Regions from separate parts of the Homo sapiens genome. Here region 2 is linked to region 1. Evidence: chromatin loops called from intact Hi-C (ENCODE). Cell type or tissue: endothelial cell of umbilical vein. All regions are shown on one strand. Links, peaks and the distances in the headings refer to the core of each region. The heading gives the core; the rest is flanking DNA.

What was found. Hi-C counts contacts between places; a loop is a spot of excess contacts. Peaks named below come from ENCODE experiments on the same cell type or tissue, not always from the same donor. Only the 100,000 strongest peaks of a DNase experiment are listed, where the experiment ranks them.
Region 2: a loop joins it to region 1, with 13 times the contacts of the local background. A loop is called at or near these places in 49 of 110 quality-filtered maps.

What each region holds. Positions count from the first base shown.
Region 1 is chr7:26,495,712-26,508,028 of GRCh38, forward strand. It overlaps LINC02981 (long intergenic non-protein coding RNA 2981), which reads left to right. Exons shown (of 5, transcript NR_148502.1): 4 at 403-507. Among named protein-coding and RNA genes, the nearest start is that of KIAA0087, 37 kb to the right of the region's middle. In endothelial cell of umbilical vein, for the core only: a CTCF peak has its summit at 5,259 (motif pointing left); DNase peaks (open chromatin) are centred at 5,210 and 6,370; H3K27me3 peaks cover 309 bases.
Region 2 is chr7:26,372,027-26,384,343 of GRCh38, forward strand. It overlaps SNX10 (sorting nexin 10), which reads left to right. Exons shown (of 7, transcript NM_013322.3): 6 at 1-7; 7 at 465-2,357. The coding sequence ends at 546. It overlaps SNX10-AS1 (SNX10 antisense RNA 1), which reads right to left. Exons shown (of 2, transcript NR_136272.1): 2 at 1-542. Among named protein-coding and RNA genes, the nearest start is that of LINC02981, 20 kb to the right of the region's middle. RefSeq lists a silencer at 4,654-4,863. In endothelial cell of umbilical vein, for the core only: a CTCF peak has its summit at 5,165 (motif pointing right); DNase peaks (open chromatin) are centred at 2,355, 2,845, 4,485, 5,225 and 3 weaker places; H3K4me3 peaks cover 3,718 bases; H3K27ac peaks cover 3,464 bases.

The sequences.
Region 1 (12,317 bases), core at 1,959-9,958:
TTTGTTCAGCCTTATCAGTGAGGTATTCAATCATGCTTCCCTTGTATCAGGCACCTCAAGGGCAGGAGCTAACACAAATGTGCTTGGTTTTTAATAGCTGAAAATATGTCTACGTGAGGTTAACTGTATTTACCCAATGCCAGATACCTGAAAGAGTGTGAAAAATTAAGGTAATTATTAATGTCTCCAAATAGCTGGATGATGGTGTCATATTTGCAATGCATAGATTATGCCATCATGTCAGATTTGGGACACTTTGGGAGGTTGGGAATGGGATGGGGATGGGTGGCAGTGAATAACATCAGACAGGGTGGATACGTAATTCCAAAGTTGGAATTAGTGTCTCTATTTTAACAGCAATTCCTTTACTTAACAGCAATTCTTTTCTGTTTATCATTTTAGGGAAAACTAGAAAATACAGAAATATATCAAGAAGAAAAAAAATTTAAAAATGACCCAAAATCCCACCAACCAGAGACAGCTATTAATGATTGTGGTATATTTATTGTAAGTCTCTTTATTTCTGTCTTCATGCAAACACATTTTTAAAGAATGGACACTGGTATTATATTGTTTATACAACTCTAAATGCTGCTTTTTCACTTATTACAATTAGGACTTTTTTCATGTTAATAAATACTTCCTGAAAACATAAATATCTAATGGTTACATCAAAATTTATTACCTTTTCCTTGTTGATGAACATTTAGGTTGCTTTCATTTTTTCTTGCTTATATAAAATAAACATTCTTGAACATAAATACATGTTAACAGCTCTGAAAATTACTCCATGCCCTTATTCTTTTTCTTTCTTTCTTTCTTTTTTTTTTTTTTTTTTTGAGACAGGGTCTCACTCTGTCACCCAGGCTGGAATACAATGGCATGATCTCTGCCTCCCGGGTTCAAGAGATTTTTGTTCCTCAGCCTCCCGAGTAGTGGGACCACAGGCGTGCACCACCATGCCTGGCTAATTTTTGTATTTTTTGGTAGAGATGGGGTTTCACCATGTTGACCAGGCTGGTGTTGAACTCCTGGCTTCAAGAGATCCACCCATCTCAGCCTCCCAAAGTGCTGGGATTACAGGCGTGAGCCGCTGTGCCCAGCCATGCCCTTATTCTTGATCACCTTCCCTACATTTGGAGGGGTTATGGAGACATAAAGTGTGCCTAAGATCCTGATAACAGAGCAGATGGTTTATTTTTTGTGGCAAGGATATTTTGTGGCAAGGATGTTTTGCATTGATCAGTTGCATTTAATAAATTAATTACTTTATTTATTCAATAGGAATTTACTAAAGTCATGCTATACGCTAGGCACTGTGGAGGGACTGCAGAAAGACTTCAAGGACTGCACCGTCTTGTTAGAAAGATGCCTAGACAACATTTGAGAAACGCTGATCATGTCTGATGACACATAACTGCTAACAGTTACATGGAATTTTCTATATGCTATATACAAACATACAAATATATGTATGTATATTTACTCAGCTCTCACAACAGCTACTACTGTTATTATGAATCCTGTTTTATAGTGAGAAAACTGAAACATGGAGAGGTTAAGTAATTTGCCCAAGATCACATAGCTACTAAGTGGTGGAACTGTGATTAGAATCCAGGCATTCAGGCTCCAGAGTTCATACTCTTCACATACCACATCTATCTTGAATATAACAATGTAGAGAAAAAGAATTATAGCAAGCATATGTCTAGGTAAGCATTTTCCAGAAGTGACTGTTTTTTTGCATTGGGTTTGTAAACTTTCAACAATAAAGCAGGTTGGACTTTATATCAGTCAAAGCAGAATATTCTGATGTCACCTTCCCCAATGTTTAGGATGTTAATGAGAATTGCTAATCCAAGAGAAGAAAATAATCTCATCTAATTTGGGTAAGTCAATTATTTGAAAGTAGAAGAACCACCCTTCCACCTCTCTTGTTCTAAGGAACCTCTGGGGGAAGTACTGGAAAAATAATGCTTTCTAATAAGCCCAATAGGGCTTTTGATTTGTAATAACTATTTTAATAAGTATCAGTTCAATTCCTATTATTTTTAAGAAGTTCATTGAATGAATTAAAGAACAAATGAATGAGCAATGCTTTAGGCTATAGGCTTTCAGAGGACGTAATTCTATGAAACAGACTCAGTGGTATGCTGGCACCAGCTCCTACTTGCGTCTCTTTTCAACTTTGTGTTCAGTGACTTTGCCTTGGTAGCTTGACATCAGCCATGGTGGGAATATTTAAACTAAATAACTGAGAAAATGATTCATATTAGAGAGCTTTCTTTTTTCCCGGGAACTAAGTGTTAAACATTTACCAGCACACCACTGCCTAGACTTGTTAGGAAATTCACAAGTGAGAAGAAATTCTGTGATTCCAGGAGATGAAAGAGGGAAGTGTAATGAGAATATCAACTTGAGTATTTTATCCGTTGCTTTCTTTAATTGGGTCATTTCAGAGGGTGGGTAGATTTTGTTAAGACAGTTGAAATATTTAGGTAGGTAGAGGGGTGAGTGCAGTTGAAGAGTAAAGGCTGTTTGGGGCAGACAAAAGAATGATAGCACTCTTTCAAGTGCTCTGCCACCAGCAGTAAAAGTCGGGAGAAGGACCTAGCACCAGGACACGTGATCTGTCCGGCGTAAGCGAGTGCTGAGTCAAAGGCCTGCAATTCAGGCCCCTGCTCTGGGGCACGGTCAGTTTCAGCCAGGCCCAACTCTCTTTCCCAGGTCCATGGCGTGGATGGCACCCAGAATCCAGCAGGGGAGTGCTGGTGGATACACCTGGGAGGGCCTGGTGGAGGATCATTTGCGTGCAGAAATAAGGAAATAGACATATTTGAGCTGGAAGAAAATCTTACATGTCTGATCCAATTCTCTCATTTCACAGATAAGGAAAAGGGGCCCCAAAGAGTGAAGAGGGGATGTCCTGAGGTCATGAGGCTGGCTTACAGCAAGGATCTGGACCAGACAGCAGGGTGGGACCCTCAGCTGTCCCCATACTTGCTGCTTGATATTGGATAGGTTATTTAGGCTCTATGTGTTTTCTCATAAACACATAGAGGTTAGGTAAAAATGGTGGTGTGAGAATGAACTAATACATGTAAAGAGCTTGCATGTAGTAAGCTCTCAATAAATATTAATAATACTGGGCACAGTGGCTCACACCTGTAATCCCAGCACTTTGAGAGGCCAAGGCGGGTGGATCCCTTGAGGTCAGGAGTTTGAGAACGCCCTGACAAACATGGTGAAACCCCATCTCTACTAAAAATACAAAAAATTAGCCAGGCATGGTGGTGGGTGCCTGTAATCCCAGCTGCTCGGGAGGCTGAGGCAAGAGAATCACTTGAACCTGAGAGGTGGAGGTTGCTTTGAGCCCAGATCATGCCACTGCACTCCAGCCTAGGTGACAGAACCAGACTTCATCTCAAAAAAAAAAAAATTAATAATATAGAGCCCTTGTGTTGACACTATTCTCTTTTACAGCCAGAAAGAGAGAAAGATTACAGAAAATAAAAATATATTAATATATTAAAGGCATAATACTGTGAATTAATACTGATTAATTCAATATACTATTATATCAAAAACCAGGATACTAATAATAAATAATATATGGAAAACCACCATACACATTGGTAAAACATTAACATTTTCAAATCTCCAATCCAAGAATTTTCCCCAAATCCAGATTGTGCAGGTATTTTAGTGAATGATTCACCCTACAGAATTACTTATTACATTTTTCTTTAAACTTCAATGGATTTGTAGCTGAATGAGGGATCAGGTAATCACCAGACATCTTGGAAGGGCACATGATCCCTCAGGCCTTTTCTTGGAGAATGTTTAAAGAAACCTCTTCCTTCCCATTAGGGAGGCCGACCATGAGTCCCTTTGTGTTGACAGTGAAGGTGTCTGGGGCTACACCTCTTTCACATGCTCTGCCACCAGCAGTAAAAGTCAGAAGGCCCTGGCACAGGGCACACCTGATCTGTTCGGCATAAGTGCTGAGTCAAAAGCCTGCAATTAAGGCCAGTGGCTGGGAGGAGGCCTGGTCCCAGCCTCTCCTTGATTTGCCTCACCCCACCCAAACACAGGTCATGTTCATCATCTGCTAGCCAGCAAGGAAGATGTGTGGGGTACAGGTTACAGGGACTGAGCCCGGAGCCTGACTTTCTGGGCTCTACCACTCGTTGTCTTCATTTCCAAAGGCAAAGCACTTGACCTCTCTGAGCCTCCATTTCTCATCCATAAAATGGGGATGATGATAAAAGTGACTGCTTCATAGGATTGTTGAGAGGATCAACTCAAGTAATATGTGAAAAGTGGCACATAATAAGTACTCTGTTTCATGTTTCTAATTAATTTTATTTTTTTTAGGTTTTTTACTGTGGTAAAATATATGTAACATAAAATTTACTATTTTACTATTTTTAAGTGTAAGTGGCGTTGAATACATTGTGGCATTGAATACATTCACACTGTCATGCAACCATCAACACCATCCACCTCCAGCCTTCTTCGTCATCCCAAACTGAAACTCTACTCATTAAACAATAACTCCTCATTCCCGCTTCCCCTTAGCCTCTGGGAACCATTGTTCTTTGCCCATTTTTAAATGGAGGTTGTTGCTGGGTTGTGGGAGTTCTTTATTCTGGATATTAATCCTTTACCAAATAGATAATTTGATTTTTTTTCCTATTCTGTGTGTTGCCTTGACTATGTCCTTTCATGCACAAAATATTTTAATTTTGATGAAGTCTAGTTTACCTATTTTTTCTTGTATTGCCTGTGTTTTGGTGTTAATTCCAAGAAATCATTGCAAAATTCAATGTCATGAAATTTTGCCCCTTTCTTCTAAGAGTTTTATAGTTTTAGCTCTTATGTTTAGGTCATTGATGACTTTGAGTTAATTTTTGTTTATGATGTAAGGTAATGGTACAACTTCATCCTTTTGCATGTGGATATCCAGTTTTCCCAGCACTATTTATTGAAAAAAAGACTGTCTTTTCTCCATTGAGTGGTCTTGGCATCCTAGTTGAAAATCATTTGACCCTATATATTAAGGTTTATTTCTGATTTCATTGGTCTATGAGTCTGTCTTTATGCCAGGACCACTCTGTTTTGATTACGGTAGCTTTATAGCAAGTTTTGAAATCAGGAAGTGTGAGACCTTCAACTTTGTTCTTCATTTTTCTGGATGTTTTGGCTATTCTGGGCCCCTTGAGATTTGAGAAAGAGTTCCCTCTACTGGCAGATCTAAGACAGTCTGTTGACTCAGGTACCTGATAATTTTTGAAGATGCATTTAAGAAGTTAAACTATTGAGAATAAAAAAATCTTAGCTAGGCTTTATTTTATTTTTCTGATCGGTTAGAGACTCTTGGAGACTTCTCTTTCTTCTCAATCAATTTGACTGAGGTATAATTAAAAAAAAATAAAACATACTGATATGGCTTGGCTGTGTCCCCACCCAAAATCTCATCTTGAATTATAATCCCCATAATCATCATAATCCCCACGTGTCAAGAGAGAGACCAGGTGGAAGTAATTGAATCATGGGGGCAGTTTCCCCGATGTTGTTCTCGTGATAGTGAGTGAGTTCTCACGAGATCTGATGGTTTATGTGTTTACTAGTTCTTCCTGCGTTAATTTTCCTTCCTGCCACCATGTGAAGAAGGGGTCTTGCTTCCCCTTCGCTTTCTTACACGATTGAAAGTTTCCTGAGGCCTCCCCAGTCCTGCGGAACTGTGAGTCAATTAAACCTCTTTCCTTTATAAATTACCCAGTCTCGGACAGTTCTTTATAGCAGTATGAAAACAGACTAATGCATATACAGACACATACACCTAAGTAACCATCACTATCGCAATCAGGATATCAAATATTTCTATCAACCCAAAAAGTTCCTTTGTGATTTTTGTAGTCAGTCCCCACTCTTGATTCCCCATGCCCCAGGCAACCACAGGTCTGCTCCCCGTCATATAGACGAGTGTTGTCTGTGTTCAGATTTCAAATACATGGAATTGCACAATATATGCTCCTATGTCTAAATTTTTTTCACTTAGCATAATGTTTTCGAAATTCATTCATGTTGTATTTATCAGTAGTTTTTAGCATTGTATCGCACTGTGGTATTTCATTGTATATATCATCATTTGTTTATCCATTGACCAGTTGAACATTTGGGCTATTTCCAGTTTGGGGCTGTTTTGAATAAAGGTGCCAAGTTCAAGTCTTATTTGCAGACATATGTTTTCATTTCTCCTGAATAAATACCTGCAAGTGGAATTTCTGGATCATATTGTAAGTGTATGTATAATTTTATAAGAAATTGCCAAGCTGTTTTCCACAGTGGTTGTATATCTCACCAGCAGCATATGGGAGTTCCACTTCCTTCACATCCTTGCCAACATTTGGTGTGGTCAGTCTTTTAAATTGTAGCCATTTTAGTGGCTGTGTTGAGTATATGAAAAATCATTGTTAGGTTTAGTTGTTCTTCTCATAGCAAGACCTTGAAGCCTTAAAAATATATTTTTAAAAATTTTAACTGTAATAAAAAACACATAGCATAAAATTGATCATCTCAGCCGTTTTTGAGTGTAGTTCAGCAGTGTTAAGTATATTCACATTATTGTACAACAGCTCTCCAGAATGTTTTCATCGTTCCAAATAGAAGTTCTATACGCATTGAGAACAATAACACTTCATTTCTACCTTCGCCAGGAGACTTTTAAAATTACACTTTTTATTTTGAGGTACTTATAAATGTATATAGAGTTGTAAGAAATAATACAGAGATATCCCGTATACTTTTTACTCACCTTCCCCCAGTGGTAACATCTCACAAACCTATAGTACAATATCACAACCTATTGGAACCTTTTAAAAATACACACCTCTCAAAGTTGAGTGAGAAGTCACAGAAAACAGGCACCATTAGATCATGTCCTGTGCTCCACTGTCAATGAGACAGGGAGAATCTGAAGCATCAGAGGCTGTCCTAACCATAATGCCAATGAATACTCTGAGAATCACATTTCAGGGACCGCAAGAACCACTGATCCGTTAATATTGGCAACACCAACGCTTAGTGCTTCCAACCTGAAAATGCTGCATCTGGAATTTCAAATTAGGCATCCCTGATGAGAAAGTGAGATGCAGAGTAAAGGGCAAGGAGATGGTCAAAAGCAAGAGGTATATTCATTTAGACCTCTGCCAGTGGGACTGGCACTCGGCATGTCTTCTTTTCTCACCTAGACATTTCTGTCTTTCTGACTAGGAGTAATCATGGGTGGTGGTTCCGTTCAGGGAGAATGAAATAACTGTGGACCCCCAAGCTCATTTGAGCTAATAGCTTCAAAATACTTGGGTAGATGCCCAAATAAGTAATGAAATGGACTAGTTTTAGTTTTAGCTTTTTGTGCTTCCACTGCGCATCTCTGGTGGAGGGAAGGCTGAGCAGTGGAATGGCTAAGGTGCAGGGAGTCAGGGATAGGAAGAGAAAGACCCAGGTGATCTTCAGACTGGATAACCAGCCCCTGCGGGCTCTGGAGCTGATGGTAATGATAGGAAGCAAATCCTGAAGGTAAAGGTTATAAGACAGTCCTAAGGGCGGGAAGGGTGAGGAATGAAATCAACTGCAACGACAAATGTAATTTTTAAGATAACCAATGAGAAAGAAAAAGATGAAAATTAGCTTGATGAAAAATGGATATAGTGACTCTTTCCCCATTTCCTTTAGCATCTTTCAGAAGACGATCGTTTTAGGGCAGTCCCCACATGATGGTGACAGGACAATCACTCTTTTGGAGATCATTTTTGAAATTATGGCAAAGTCAAGGGCACCCGCTGTAAGTTCCTTCGCATCCTCTTCTCCATCTCCAGCTCTTTGCCTGTTCTGAGCTCCTGTCTCTGAAGAATCTCTCTACTTCCATTGTGAGTTCATCTCCCTGTGCCCTTGGTCCCTCCTGCTGCCCTAAAGTCTCGCTCTATCAGGAACGCATGCTCCCCTTGGATCTTCCAGCTCTCCTTTCCGGGACCTGCAAGCATGTTTGGATCGCCCCTTCCTTCAAAACACATGCCTTAGGCCTGCTCCCCAATCACCTTACCGACCTCAACCCCTCCTTCCTTTCATTAGTAAACGTTTTAAAAGAGTACTATCACCAGCTACCTGTCTCCTTGACCTTGGGCCAGCTGCTGGTCGCCTTTTCCCAACACTGTTGCCTGAGGGCTGTCAGCGCCCTCCCTGTAGCTGCGTCCCCGGCCTTTTCTCCTGGATCATCGTCTCTGTTGCTCTGGACACTATGGACATGTTTCTTTCCTGTGTCACCCTGTACTTCCTGGGATTTTGTGCTGTCACCCTTTTCCCTTTCTCCTTTTCTAGGACATCTTTGCCACTTCCTCTGCCCCACAGATTTAGGTCTCTGCAGAAGTTCACTTCTGGGTGTTTTTCTCTTATTTCCTATTTTGTATAGTCTTTCTTCCAATAGTCTCGTCTGCTTCCTCTGTTTCAATTAAAGCCTCTAAGCAGATGTCTTTGAGTTTCATTGGTTAGACCTTTCTAAGGTGCCTAAATTGTGGGGTCGTGTCAGGATGAGATTGTGCTTTTGATTGACCTTTGTACCCCCTAGCATAATGTCGTAAATATAGTAGAAGCTCAGATGATATTTGCTGAATAGCATTTGTATCCCCAAACTATTGGATGGTGGGATGTTGGGATCTCTCATTTTTTTTGTCTTTTTTTTTTTTTTTGGTAGAGATAGTGATATAGAAGTTAAAAAGAAATTGTTTAGGCAGATAGAAAGGGTTAGGAAGTCCTCAGTAATGTTTTCCTTTTAATGACTAGCAGCCCTCAAATCATTTCTTTTCTAACAAAGAGCAGCCTGTAACCTCAAGCTGCAGACATAGATAAGCAAGCTGGAAGCTTGCACCAGTAAATGCTGGCAGCTCTGCCAATAGGAAAAGGCTACCTGGGGGCCAGGAATGTTCAACATGGTGGCTCTAGCTTCCCTTTTCTTTGTCAACCAAGTGTACAGTAAGGAGCAGGCAACATGGCACCAGCCAGGTAGAGACCCCATCTGTATAATAAAAGATTAGGGTGGGATGGCTGGCCTCTTCGTGCACTACGCAAGTGTCACACTTGGTCTGACCAATCTCTTGAGCCCTGTGTAAATCAGACACTGCCTCCTCAAGCTCATCTATAAAACCCTGTGCATTTTACCACAAAACCGGAAGACCCACTCAGGTGCCTCCTGTCTCTGCAGGAGAGAGAGCTTTTCTCTTTTCTCTTTCTTTCGCCTATTAAACCTCTGCTCTTAAACTCACTTCTTGTGTGTCTGCATCCTCGATTCCCTTGGCGTGAGACAACAAACCTTGGGTATTTAACCTAGACAATGATGCTACTTTAATAGAATCTTGCTATGTTGCCCAGGCTGGTCTTGAACTCCTGGCCTCAAATGATCCTCCTGCCTAGGCCTCCCAAAGTGTTGAGATTATAGGTGTGAACACTGTGCCCAGCCGGGATCCCTTGTTTTGATGTCCTCTTGACATTGTGGTGAAGGGAAGCCAAGTAAATCTATAACCTTTCCCCTCCAAGACGCTGTCCCAAGAAACAGCCCTGGTTCAGGACAGTTGGTAGTCTGCCCTGTGCCAGTTCTCATAAATGACAGAGAAGCTTTCAGGATAGAAATCCTGGGAGTAATTGAGTCATGATTGGCACCCCCTGCACTGTTCCAAACTGACAACAAATGGGCATGGCAGCATACGCCTCTTCCAAGTGGCATCTAATTTCTCGAAGGTGACTTTACATTGCTTTACAGAGGCTGGCACACTGATTCAGGAGAGCCTACAGGGAGTCGCACCTGAGCCTGGTGCCTGACTGCAGCAGACAGCTGCCTAGTTAAGGCAAATTTTACAGTTAAATTGTGTTCTGCTTGGGAATTGGAAACTACTGCAGAAGGACAAATGCAAATGCAATTCCAGTGCAGGGCAGGAGCTTGTTAAGAGACAGCCCTGCTGCAAAACCTGAAATCTCCCTGGTTTCTGTTCAACTATTGCTTTGGGGAAACTCATGGGCCATTTTCTGAGGGGCTTTAAGGGAGGGAGGACAGAAGTAGCTTCAGTGCAATATGAATAACATGGGCTTTGGGGTGTGACCATGTCCATGTTATTACAAGCACAAGCATCAACCTGCCTGGTTTTAAATGCTGGCTCTACCACTTACAGGCTGGATAACCTTGGGCAAGTTACTTTAAATCTCTGAGCCTCAGTTTCCTCATCTGTAAGCTCTAAATAATAATACTTACCTTGTTAGAAGTTAAAAATACATAGATATAAAAACCTTAGCCCAGTGCTTGACATATAAGCCTTCAATCAATGCTAGCAATTTCACCATTATTATTACTGAATAATTGTGAGACCTTGAGCAAGTCACTTAACCTCATGGTGTCCTTTTCTCCATTTCTTGGGGGTGGTTTTGTGAGCATTAAGTAAAAAAAAAAAAAAAAAAATCTATGAAGCATTTGGCACAGGATGGGCCCTTCATAGGTGCTAGCTATTACTGTTATTATTATAAATAGCTGGATATAAACAAATTTGCTTCGCATACCTTAGGGTAGTGGGTACCTGCTGGTGAGGGCTCCCTGGAGAGCCAAATACATCCAAAAGAGCAAGAAAAGGACAAAGTCAGCATAAAGTTTAAGAGAAAAGGTCAAGTAAGACGGACCTGGTTTTCCAGTAAATGATCTGACCTCCCTCCAATGCGGCTTCCTTCTCTGTGAAATAGGGATCGCAATGACAATAGCCCTTCTGCGGAGTTGTGGTGAGGACCACCGTGCTTGTCAAGTGCTCAGACAGGAACTCTGACACACGGTCAGTGCCCATAAAATGTAGCTGTTGGTATTGAGAATGGTGGGCGGGCGGCAGGGTTAGTGCAGGATTATTGGGAAAGGGTTGAAGAGAGTGGGGAGGAGGGAAGGGGTGGGAAGAACAGGAGGGGGAGAGAGTTTTGCTGAACACCACCTAATAGAGATCCTAACTTGGAGGAGACAACCCTGTGTTTTGTCTGAGACTGCCTTTACCCTTCATGTGTCCCCTGAATGCATCTCTCATGGTGCCAAGAATAATGTCTTTTACAGAGGAGGTCATCAACAGATATTGATGGAATTAGAGGTTACCTCAGAGAGAGGATATGTGTTTGATCACTTCTTCAAGGTTCTGGAACTCAAGACCATGGTGTTCCAAAAAATGTTCATGTCTGGGATGGGTGTATGAGGTAGGGGGAGTCTCGGAATGCCAGCCATTCTTTCCCACCCATTACTGTGAACCAGAAGGATCTAATACATCTCCATGGGTAATGGTTTGATTCTTGACCAAAGAGGGTGGCACAAACCCAGAAGTGAGTCTTGTGAGAGCAACAGTCGAGCTCATTCAAAGTTCATTTGCAGCATATGCGGGGTGTCCCCACAACCTGGCAAGTCACAATTTAAAAGGAGACAGCAACACAGAAAGAAAGGAGTGAGTTTTACTCAGTGTGGTGCTGGGTGAGCCTGCACACTCGCAGGCCCGCTGCAAGAAAAGCTCTGTGAGTCTGGGATAGAGCTGAGTTCTACATCATCTGCTCATTGGCCAAATTGCAATGGGAAGGAAGGGCTGTTTATTTTCCTCCCAGAACAGGAATTCTCAGAAAATCGATTCTCCCTCATTGACAATGCATACTAAGTGATTGAAAGGCCATTAAACCCATTAATGGGGTGCTCTTTAAATAAAATAAGTCCCTAAAAGGGATCTTAGACTTGGCAAAGTCAGTAGAGCTGACAGTGTGCTGGGCCTGCCCAGGGACTGTAAATATACCAGAACAAATATAGGAGAGCAGGAGGGGGGCATGCAGACAGAGGATAAGGGAGGCAGTGACGACGAATAGCGTGGTGCACAAAGGACAAATGTTGCCAGACAAGCTTAATGGCTTTTATTTTATTTTTGACAGCATTTACAAAATGAGTAAATGAAGGGAAGTTTGCATCTTGATTTCAGTTAAACATTTGGCATTGCATCCCACCAAATTTCATGCACAAAATTAATTCAAATTGTTTTGGATGGAAGTGTGGTCACATGGGTGAAACTTGGCTGGCACTCCCTCCCTGAGCAGCAGGGGGAAGAAGGCGCCCCCTGCTGCGGTCAGCATGGTGGCAGAGCCTTGTTCTAATTCTCATCATAAACTGGGCTCCTCATTCTCTGGCTCCCCCTCTAATAATAATAATGATAATAATAATAATAACTTACATTAATTGATCACATACAAGTTCACGACATTTTATCTTA
Region 2 (12,317 bases), core at 1,519-9,518, 120 kb before region 1:
CAGAAAGGTATTTCCTTGCATTTTGATTTAATGTATATGTATTTATATAATACATAGTATGCACATATGCACGTGTATAGATATATATACACACTTCACTTTTTTGTTGATATAATACTAAGATAATGAAAAAATTAATTGACTGAGATTTTATTGAGCTGTGACAGCTCATCATAGTAGTCTTCACACACACCTCCACACTGAATTAATGAATGCAGTAGAAATTCAATTATTTGCATTCTGATTATGTGACTTTCATTTAGTCAGACTTGAATTATTCGCGTTTAAATTATCTAGCTAAAAAAATACCCAACTGCACTCCAAATGGCTAATTAAAAGTCCAAATTTCCTGTCTCTCTTTGTGACTGGAGATAATTAAAGTTCTCCTCTGTTACTCAGGCTTTGAGTGTGTTGTGAAAACCAATTTCCTCTTTTTATTATTTTCCCCCTCTCTTCTTTTCCAGTTCATCCTCTGGGCTTGGACACAGTAGTGATGACAGCAGTTCACATGGATGTAAAGTAAATACAGCTCCGCAGGAATCCTGAAAAATAATTCTAATGTTACTATCTTAGGAATAGCAAATTATGTCCAGTCATAGAGAAGAAAGCTTCATAATAATACATTCTTACCTAAAGCTCACTGTCATGATGTTAGGTATTTAAATTCTTAAAGATGTTGGGTTGTTTATTAGTGGTATTTTTATGTTGTCTTATTTTAGGTAAGCTTCTGTGTAAAGCTAAAAATCCTGTGAATACAATACTATCCTTTACAGGCAGACATTATTGGTAAACAAGATCTTGCCCTCCAATGAAATGACTTACATGTTTTAAAAAACCGAGTTGGTTTTATTGAATTTAAAAAGATAGGTAACTAAGTAGCATTTAAAATCAAGATAGAGCATTCCTTCTTGTATCAGTGGGGCAGTGTTACCATAAACACGGTGTATATGTTGTTAAACCCTATGAAGAGTAACAGTGTAGACCAGACTGCCTCTCTCAGATATGTGCCTGATATTTTGTGGATACCTCCCCTGCACTGGCAAAACACTATGCTTTTGGGTGTTAGACTGAAATATTTTAAGAGTATTTAACCTTTCCAGTATTCTGTTTCACGCTTAGATGGAAATGTATCTTATGAATAGAGACATATTAAAATAATGTTTACATCTTAGAAAAAACATAGATAGTGCTAGTAATATTACTTATAACTGTAATATATAGATTCAGAAATACATTTTCATTATCCAAAATCAGCTTCAACAAATGGTTTCTGGAGACAAATAATTTGTTTTCATTATCATTGTATAATCAGGTTAATGATTTATTTTTTGACTAAATGTGCAATTTCTTATCACTAGATAACTTTCAGTATCAGTGGTGGTTACTTATTACTTAAATCAGAGGAAGGATTTTATAAAGATTAATAAATTTAATTTTACCAATAAATATTCCCATAATTTAGAAAAGGATGTCGACTTGCTAATTTCAGAAATAATTATTCATTTTTAAAAAGCCCCTTTTAAAGCATCTACTTGAAGATTGGTATAATTTTCATAAAATGTCTTTTTTTTTAGTGTCCCAAAGATATCTTAGATAAACTATTTTGAAGTTCAGATTTCAGATGAGGCAACATTTTCTTGAGATAATTACCCAAGTTTCATCCATGTTGAATGGTACAAAATATTTCTGTGAAACTAACAGGAAGATATTTTCAGATAACTAGGATAACTTGTTGCTTTGTTACCCAGCCTAATTGAAGAGTGGCAGAGGCTACTACAAAAAGCAACCTTTTCATTTTCACTAAGAGTTTAAAAGCTATTGTATTATTAAAAAGTCTTTACAATGCTTGTTTCAAAGAACCAACAGAAAAAAAAGCTAAGAAAACTGAGAACTAACATTAAAAAAATTAAATTTAGAATAAGAATGATTTCTTTAATTTGTCCTTTTTTTCTTTGGTCTAAAACATTATTAAATTTTTGTAAATATTTTGATTTAATGTGTCTTAGATCCTCATTATTTTAATACAGGAAAAGAAAAGATTTAGTAATTTCTTACCATGCTAATATGTAAAGTTCATGCCATCCAGGCATTTAAGAGCGATCCTCATCCCTTCAGCAATATGTATTTGAGTTCACACTATTTCTGTTTTACAGCAGTTTTGAAAAACACATACTATGCCACCAATTGTCATATTATTTTTAGATGATGTAACATAGCCATCAAAATTAATATTATGTAATGCCTAATACTTAGTATGTAAATGTCACGAGATCATTTTTACATTAAACGTGAAAAAAAATCAACTTTGCCGGATCACTTATTTTATACAAGAGAATATATTCTGCCTTAGACCCAAACTCAGTGTTTTTTATTTTTTATGAGGAAATTTGGTAAAACATGGTTTAATATTAGCTATAGTTGTACATATTTGAGGCTTTTAGCCTTGGTTTAGTTGTTTCAATGTCCACACACTGGCTTCTTAAAACTGATTTCTTGCAGCTGAGATATTTAGATGAACTTCAGTTCCCAGTGGTTTTCTTGCTTTGTCTCTTATTTTTCTCTGGCATATTTTTTATAAAGCTTTCTTTAGGAAAAAGAAAATAATTACTGATGTAGCTAACTTGAATAGATGTTTATTTAACACTATTTTTAATGTGACTTAAATGTAAAGAATTCTAATCCTGGATTCTTTATGATTACAATACAGCAAAACTGCATTTTCCCTGGCTGATTCTTAAAGGGTAAACTATTCACCTATAAAGCCAACTTACGTGTTTTGTTGTAGAACTAGATTTATATATAACCCAAAGGTGTCAACAGCACTGAACGTCAACAACCTGTTACTTCGGCTTCTTATAAAGTCTCACTTAGAAGAAAGTTACTTAATTCTAGTTAAAATTTCAAGTTTTAAAAATTACTAGGGACAAACAAGTATTTATTTTTAAGCAGATACTATTCCTTAAGATATGAAGTATCTTGCCAGTTTTTCAAACCTAGTCCACATTTTATTGAATAATTAAATACAAACAAGTGATATGCAGTATAAAGTAAAAGAACAAAGTTTCTTTTATGACAATTAAGAAGTTAAACAACTTCATTTAGCCTGGCCACAATAACCGTTATATCCAACAGTAAACTGGACGTTGTTTTGAATTTGGTTTGTATTTGTTGGATGCCTTAAGGATTCATTATTATTGAGCTACTGTGATACCAATAAGGTTTTCAGTATTTGAGCTATAAAAGACAACCCCTTTTCATTAGAGGCCCCTTAACATTTTAAACGAAAATAACAAAGCTTATTCTGTTTCTAAATAGTCTTCCTCTTAATATTTAAATTACTTAGCTGGTATCCTGTGAATACAAGGCAACATCTTTTCAATGAAGGAAACAATTTCAGTACAATTTTGTGTTTTTGTTTGGAATATAGACCTTTTCTTAGTTTATTATATATAAACACATTTTCAAATACAAAATACTGTCTGAAATTAGTTACTGCAATTTGACATTCAAAGCATAGAATTTTCTTTGCAAATAAAGGTCATAAGAAATTAATAATTTTAATAGAGTGGAGTTCAAAAATTTCAGAAGGATGTAAATAAGCAACAATTTCTTTAACATTTGCTATATATACAAAGGACTTTGGTTCTATTCTTTGCCATATGCATCTTACAAACGAGTCACCATTGTCCCTTTTTAGCAGACACAATTGCGCTTCACTCCTACTGCAAACTTTTCTAGATCATGAGCAGTGCATTGGACACTAATTTATTTTAGCTGCGCAAACTCTGGTAGTTAATGACCCTTTCTCTTTCTCCAAAATTCCAAAGACTTCTTTTCAAAAGATATAGAGGAAAAGAGAAAAAAAACCATTAAGCTACAATTTCCTGCTGAATTTAAACTCTGGTCTAAAGACACTATGTAAATGGCTTATGCTAAAGAGGAAAATACCCTTTCTCCCCCGACGAGAAGTGTAGATTCATCCAACCCCACACCGCTTGTCTTTGCTGCTAGAGGCACAGCACGGGCATAACTTGTGGTTGTGTTTTTGCTAGTTTCTTACCTCTGGGCCTTCTTTATAGCTTTGCCCCCCACCCCACTGGCGGTGGCGCTCCCGCGGCTGCACCCTCGGCCGCCTGTTGGTTGCGGCGCCTCCGCGGCCCGCGCGCATCCCCCGCGCTGCGTCCCGCACACGCGCGCTCCCGCCGCGTCCCGCCCGGGCCGCTCCGCTGGCGGCGGCGACTGGGCTGCAGGTAGCGAGCCAGCCGGCCTCGGTCCGGTAACCCATGGCAACCGCCCTGGTAACCCATGGCAACTGCGCGGCGGAAAGAAAAAAAAGAACCGTGGTGGGGCGGGGGGCGGCGGGCGGTGAATGGGAACAACGACCGCAAAGAGACAGCGATTTACCGCGCGGGCCTGCGGCTCCCGGCCGCACCTGCTGCAGACGGCCCGCGAGGCCCCTTCCCGCGCTACGGTGACGATTCTGGCTGCTGGGGAAAAGAGCAATAAGCAGAAAGCCCTCGTGCAGAGGGGATCCGGGCGGTGCACTTGGTGTGGGAGGCTGCCTTAAACGCCGATGACCCTCCCGGCCTCCGCGTGTCCCGGCTTCCAGGGCCCCGCCAGGCTGGAGAGCGCGCGTGGAGAGGGCCTTGCCGCCTGGGGGTTGGTTGAGGGGCGGCCGCGCCGGGGCCGGGGCTGGACTCCAGGCTTTGTTCTGCAGACGCTCGCGCCCGGCCGGAGGAGGGGCTACACCGTGCTGCCCCGGCCCCATGGGGCCCGGCCCCCGAGGGTCCCCGCGAGCGGACGCGGTGGGGCCGGGCAAACTCTACGTGCCCTAAATTTTGTCATCTGCACACGCATCGCACACATTAGTTAACCCCTTTCCCTTCTAGGCCCCCGAGAACCTAACCTGCCCGGCGGGCGCGCGGCTGCGTTAACCTGGCCCCTTCCGTCTGGAGAGGGAGGGGACGGTCGCGCCTGGTGGTAGGACTGGGCTGTGTGTGTGTGTGTGTGTGTGTGTGTGTGTGTGTGTGTGTGTGTGTAGGGGGGTGATACAAGTTTTCCACCCGCTTTAGGCTGAGGCCCTGTAAGCGGGACTGTGTTCTAGTACCCGGAAAAAGCGCGCGGCCTGTGACACATCAGGTGCCAGGCCGCCGGAGGACAGAAGGGGGCGCTGCCGGGCCAGTGCGGAGGCTGCAGCCGCCCACTGCAGAACGCGCCCTTGGTTGGGTCTGGCGAGCTGCCCGCGTAGTGGAGTGGTGTTAGGGCTCCCAAGTAGAAAGAACCTGTTCCCTACGTAGGTGTCGGTTGTACTTAAGAGCATCATTTGGTCGCTCGTGTATTCGCAGAACCCCTAGCCTGCAATAAGATGGTTCAGGAAACACAACCAGAACCGGTCTCATTCGGTACCCAGCAGCTACGTGCATACAAGTCCAGAGACATGTAATGGGGTGGAGGGACCACGCTAGGAATCTGGAGGTCACACATCCAGGTCGAGTTTTAACTAGCTGTGATTCCAGGCACATTGTGATGTTATAAAAAGGAAAAGATTTGGCCTGGATGATTATGAGGTCCTCAATCAGACCACTCTCTGTAGGTGTGTTACAGTGACAAATACAAATAGCAAAGCCATCTGGAATACCTTTGTTTTTTTTTTAAGGCAAAGGCCTATGCAAATATAATATGCACACGCTTCTGAAAGATGATTAGATCAGCACGGTTTAAGATACCCCATATTTTTACTGGTAGACAAGAGAAGCCGGCTATGTAGAGAATCCTATTTTAATCCTTTCATAAAGACAAGAATCTTAGATCTTAGGGAAACTTGGCTTATTTTCACAAATATGCACGTTCTGGGTTCCACTGCTTATAGAGGACCCGGTACTGGGGAGCATGTGCTCTAAAACCTGTTTTAGAGGTAAAACACAGGTGCTGACCTGCCCTGGGATCCGTGCAGTACAATCCCAGCTCTCTGCATAGCGGTGTACTGGGAGCCCTGTGCTTTCGTTTAATTTTTTTTTAAACAAAAGAAATTACAGAAAAGTGCAAATTTAACGTGTGACATTTAACATTTTGCCGTGGCAGGCAGCCTCCACTTAAATGGGGCCTTTCTGCGGAACAACAGGAGCCAAAAGGCCTTGTGTCATGGAGTAATGTAAGACACAATCTGGGCTGCAAACGCACAATGAATCGGGAAGGATTTATGTAATTAATTGACCAGTCTTAACCTGTTATCGTGATGTAAGGAATTTGGAACTCATTAATTTGGGCTCTGACAGATTTCATATTAGAGCTGGCAAATATGGATTGAGCCTCTTATTCTTGTAGCAGCTGGAATTTCCATGACAGTGAGGCTTAGTGAAGAAGACCTATTGCTGGAGTCAAACTGCCTCTTGCTAATCAGTAGCCCTGCTCTGTATTAAAGGGATAATGAAAGAAAAAAAAAAAGGAAAAAGCATATTACCTAGTTGGGGGAGTGGAAGGGGCTTGTGTTCATTCTGCTAGTACGTGGGTTGAGCTCAAGCATTTGTAGCTGAACCAAACATTAATTGCAATCATAGAGTTAGGTGATTTCTCAACACCTTGAGAGAAGAGAAGGTAGAATGGTGTCAGGGTCAGGTTTGATATTATCCAAGTTAAAGAGGGATTAAAAGACAGAGCCTCTGAATTTCATCTGTGTGCACATAGAGACTGTATGAAGAAAGAGGTAGAAGTCTTACGAGGGGCAAATGGGAGTTTTTTTGGTAATGTCATATTCATAAATGAGCGGTTCAGAGCCCTGAAGGAGAGACTGCCTTTCTCAGGAGCCACTTCCTGACTCCTGGTGGGAGCTCCCTAGTGGACCCCATGAAACCCAGAATTCACATAATGAGCGTTTAGTTGATAATTTAATCTGTGTCCTCTTCAAATTTTATGATGTTTACTGAATCACCCATTTGGAAATGTCCAGTTTCTTCTTTGAGATTGTAAATAAACTCAGTAAAAGTTTAACTTTCATTTTTTTTCCACCCTTGACAATCAGAAAATTGCTAGGTTCAAAAAAGCTCCCAGAGATTAAACAAAATGGTTTTTTTTTCTTCCTTCACAATAGTTTTCCCTTATTGCTGTACTATGTGATAAGGTTAATATAACAGCTGCCATACAGATCATTAATACAGGGAGATAAGCAAAGTTGCATGCTGGAAACATTTGCAGGGTATCATTTGCCTTCTTCTGCTGATAAAGAAGCCTTAGGTAACAAATACAGATCACAGGCACTGAATATTTAACTTTTTAGACAGAAATCCCAATTGATCTTTCCTAATATGTTATTATTCATAAATGCTCTTTAAAGTTGGGTACTGACTGCTCTCAAAATATGATTTTTTAAAAAAAATTTGTATGTTACCTACCTTTTCAAGTTTACAGTCAAACGTAATTTACTTTTTAATATGACAAATAGTTATAACTCTTGCAAAAACAAAGATTTCCATGCCCCCCTCTTCATTCTTATTTTTCTTTTTTGAAAATTGTCTTAAATTCAACCAAATTCCAAAGTAAAGAATTTTCCTTTTAGTTAGTGATAATGGGATTTGATCTATCAATGAAGTGCTCAGTATAAAGATTTGTTTTTGATTATCTTGTTAACAAGTGATTTCTTTAGTTTTGGCTCTATTTAAATGAATGCATAAAGATAAATGCTAGAAATTTGCATCAATATATTAATGTTATCCTTCACATTGAGAGCAAAGAGGGAGCTAGTATTTGTTATTGGTAGTATTATTTCAGTGAGAAGGCAATGAGGATAAACAATTGATACCAGCAAGACTTGGATAACTAGTATAAACCATGACAAGGGCGATTAATAGTGTATATAAACACACTTCAAGTTTGTATACATGATCTCAGCTCTCACCTAGTGATTTCTTTGTATTTTTTTAAAGGGTGATTTGTAAGTTGGCAGTTACAAGGCTATCAACTCATGTGCTGTGTGTACTGTTTATATATTAGAGGTATGGAATAGACATACTGAAGTGTGATTTACCGGAGAGAGTGTTGATTTGGAAGGATGTCTGGTGAATCAGGTTCTGGCTCTGTGGCTGGCACGTACCCAAAGGCAGTTCCCAACCTCTCTGGATGTCAATTTCCTCATCAGTACAATAAAAAGACTGGATACAGAATGTCCTAAAGGTGTTCCCTACAGCGCTAGTTCTGAGGAATGCTAATAAGTTTACTAAATGCTAATAAGTTAAAAAAAAAACAGGATGGAGGTTTCCATGGCCAGTTACATTTTGGACACATTGGGCTAAATAAAGTTTAATATTAATTTTTCTGCAGGACTTCTCAGTGACTTTCATATGGTAATATTCACTGTGAGGTCAGCACGGTGGCTCACACCTATAATCCTAGCACTCTGGGAGGCCGAGGCAGGTGGATTGCTGGAGGTTAGGAGTTTGAGACCAGCCTGGGCAAGGTGGCAAAAACCCATCTCTACAGAAAAAAAAAATACAAAAATTAGCCGGGTGTGGTGGCACATGCCTAAGTTCCCAGCTACTTGGAGGGATGAGGTGGGAGGATCGCCCGAGCCTGGGAGGTCAAGGCTGCAGTGAGCCGTGATCATGGCACTGCACTCCAGTCTGGGCAACACAGCAAGACCCTCAAGAAAAAACATACACTGTGAATCTCTAAGAGTGTGTGTGTGTGTGTGTGTGTGTGTGTGTATGCATCTCTGTGTAGGGGTACTGTGCACAGTTTTCCTAAACTGATTCAAAAAAGAAAGGGTGAACAGTGATCCCTTGAATCTATAGTACTTTGGAGTCCTTCTGAAAATGATTAAGGGGCACTTGCATTCACACTAGGTGTTCTTGAGGCCAGGGTGCAAGGAACATGGGATATCATTAAATGAGAACGATTCCCCTTCAGAGAACAGGTTCTACAGAAAGGCAGGGAGTATGGTACTCAGTTTGTTTGTTTGTTTGTTTATTTATTTTTGAGACAGGGTCTTGCTCTGTTGCCCAGGCTGGAGGGCAGTGGCACAATCATGGTTCACTGCAGCCTCAACCTCCCAGTCTCAAGCCATCCTCCCACCTCAGCCTCCCGAGTGGCTGGGACTGCCGGTGTACACCACCACATCTGGCTAATTTTTTTTATATTTTTGGCAGAGACAGGGTTTTGCCATGTTGCCAAGGCTGGTCTCAAACTCCTGAGCTCAGGCAATCGTGCTGGGATTACAGGCGTGAGCCACCTTGCCTGGCCTCTCAAACTTAAAAGCCTCTGTTTCTTTCACTCTCTCTTCTCACCCTACCAGATGCTCCTTGACTTATGATAGGGCTATGTTCCAATACATCTATGGTAAGTTGAAAATATTGTAAATCAAAAATGCATTCAATATATCTGACCTACTGAACATCCTAGCTTAGCTTACCTTAAACATATTCAGAACATTTACTTTAGCCTACAGTTGGGCAAGAACATCTAACACAAAGTCTATTTTATAATCTTGTGTTGAATACCTCATGTAATTTATTGAATACGATACTGAAAGTGAGAAACAGCATGGTTGTATGTGAACTTGATGTACTATTTCTACTGAATGTATATTGCTATCATGTCATTGTAAGTCAAAAAGTCATGAGTCAAACCACCCTAAGTTGGGGACCATATACAGTCATGCATTGCTTAACAATGGGGACATGTTCTGAGAAATGTGTCGTTACGCAATTTTGTTGTGTGAACATCACAGAATTTACTTACACAAACCTAGACGGCATAGCCTACTAAACACTCTGGCTACAGCCTAGTGCTCTTAGGCTACAAACCTCTATAGCATGTTACTGTACTGAACGCTGCAGGCAGTTGTAACACAATGGTGAATATATGTGGTCTAAACATAGAAAAGGTACATTTAAAATACTGTATAAAAGATAAAAAATGGTACACCTGTAGAGGGCAGCTCCATGATACTCATGGGACAACAGTCGCACATGCAGTCTGTTGTTGACTGAGATGTTACTATGCAGCACATAACAACGTATCTCTCTCTATCCCATTCCTCTTCAGCTTCTTTCAAACTCCTGACAACTTTAGCCTCTTTCTGATTTTCCAGACCCAGCCCACACTGGCTCTTGTCTTTCTCCCCCTTTTCTTTAACCCTCCAGATCTGTTCCTCACTGTTCTCCCAGTAGCTCTCAGAGTAAATCTGACACGGCAGTCCCTGGCCCTCTCGGCTCCTCCCCACTCGAATTCCAACTTTTGCAGCCATAGCTTAGGAACTAGTCTGACAAAGATGGGATTCTCCTGAGGAGTCTGGGGTGGGGGGCATTGGGGCAGAGGGGGTGGAGGTAGGGGGAGGGAGAGGTAGGGGAGTGGAGGAGGGGAGGGAGAGTGGAGGGTGGGAGCAGGTGGGCACACTGGCTGTCACAGTGGTGATCAGAGACAAGCCTGCAGTCTAACCCTGTAAAAGGTTTTCCTGAAACTCCTGATTTTGTTTAGTAGTAATGAACACCAGCTTGCATCCAATTTTTGTTTTCCTCTTTGTTGATCTACCTACCAAGTTTATCCCCTGACCTTCAGGGGACCTCACCCCAAAGCCACTGTGTGAAAACCAACCTTATTTCTAAGAATATTTCTAAGGTCTATGACCTTCTTTGGTAATCCATGACGAGGATTAACCACTCTTTTTAGAAAACCATTTTGTCCACATGCCTCACGCTCCCATTAAGTCCAGTCTATGGGCAGATCACAGGCCTCAGGATAAATGTGTAAGGAGGCCTTGTGCAAGGCCACCAGGGAGGGAGGACGCAGTGGTGCCCTCTAAGCACGTTGACATTCAAAACTCCTGAAATGCTGTGTAGAACTGTGCCGCATTTGGAGAGGGGAAGATAAAATGTGTCTGTGGGTTGGAGTCAGCCTGCAGGGTTTATAACAGAACTGTATTTTATATTTTTTGAAAAATATTAAGTTTTCCTGAACCTTTTATTTTCTAGTTGAATTAGCATTTCAACCTAAGTTTTGCTTTAATTTATGGTTCTTTTCTGAATCAAAGGTTTGTACATAGCTATGTTAAATAATGACCTCCAAACTCAAATGTGAAATTGGTGTAAAGGTTTTGACAGTGAGTTGTATTGTGAGCAGTTTAATTAAAGTTGTCTTAGTGGAGTCTACTTGTTTCTGTAGTTGGTGGTTCAGCCTGACTTCAAAACAACAAAAAATGTAAACATAGTAAATATTTCTTGAGCTCTAACATTGTGCTGACCTATAAGAGAGCCAGAAATAAGTAAAGGTTTGGTGAAGCCAGGCAAGATTATTACTGCCTGTTAGAGTAGAGGAGACAGTTTGAAATAAAATGGAAATAAATAAGGAGCTAGAGTCACCTGGACAACACTGTAGCTGTAACAAAGACACCCCAGATGGCAATGGCTCCAATGAGGGAGAAATCAATTTCTCTTTCAGGTAACTCTCCAAAGCAGGTAAGCAAGCCCTGCTCCAGGGGGCCGCCCAGGGACCTGGACTGGAGGAGTGGCTCTGCCATCCTCAACACGTGCTTTCCCTGATTGCTCCAGTCAGCCCTCTTTCTAACCAGGATAGGAAAGGAGAGAACATAACTGGGGAAAGCACCTTTTAATTTTTTTTTTTTTAGACAAGGTCTCACTCTGTCACCTAGGAGTGCAGTGGTGCAATATTGGCTCATTGCAGCCTTGACCTCCTGGGCTCAAGCAATCCTCCCATCTTAGCTTCCCAAGTACCTGGGACTACAGGTGCACACCACCATGCCTAGCTAATTTTGTCTGTTGTAGAGATGGGGGTCTTGCTATGTTTCCCAGGGTGGTCTCAAACTCCTGGGCTCAAGCATTCTTCCTCCCATCTTAGCCTCTCAAAGCACTGGGATTACAGGTGTGAGCAATCATGCCTGGCATAATTTATTTTTCTTTTTTTTTTTGAGACAGAGTCTCACTCTGTTGCCCAGGCTGGAGTGCAGTGGCGCACCTTGGCTGACTGCAACCTCTGCCTCCCGGGTTCATGCTGTTCTCCTGCCTCAGCCTCCCAAATAGCTGGGACTACAGGCACCTGCCACCATGCCCGGCTTTTTGTATTTTCAGTAGAGGCGAGGTTTCACCGTGTTAGCCAGGATGATCTCGATCTCCTGACCTTGTGATCAGCCCACCTCAGCCTCCCAAAGTGCTGGGATTATAGGCGTGAGCCACCGTGCCCGGCAGCATAATTTATTTTTCAATAGAAATTTTCAAACATACACAAATGTAGGGATAATGCAGTATAAGATATTCCCATGCGCCTATCACTGAGCTTAAACAGTTACCTTTGTATGGTCAAACTTGTATCAT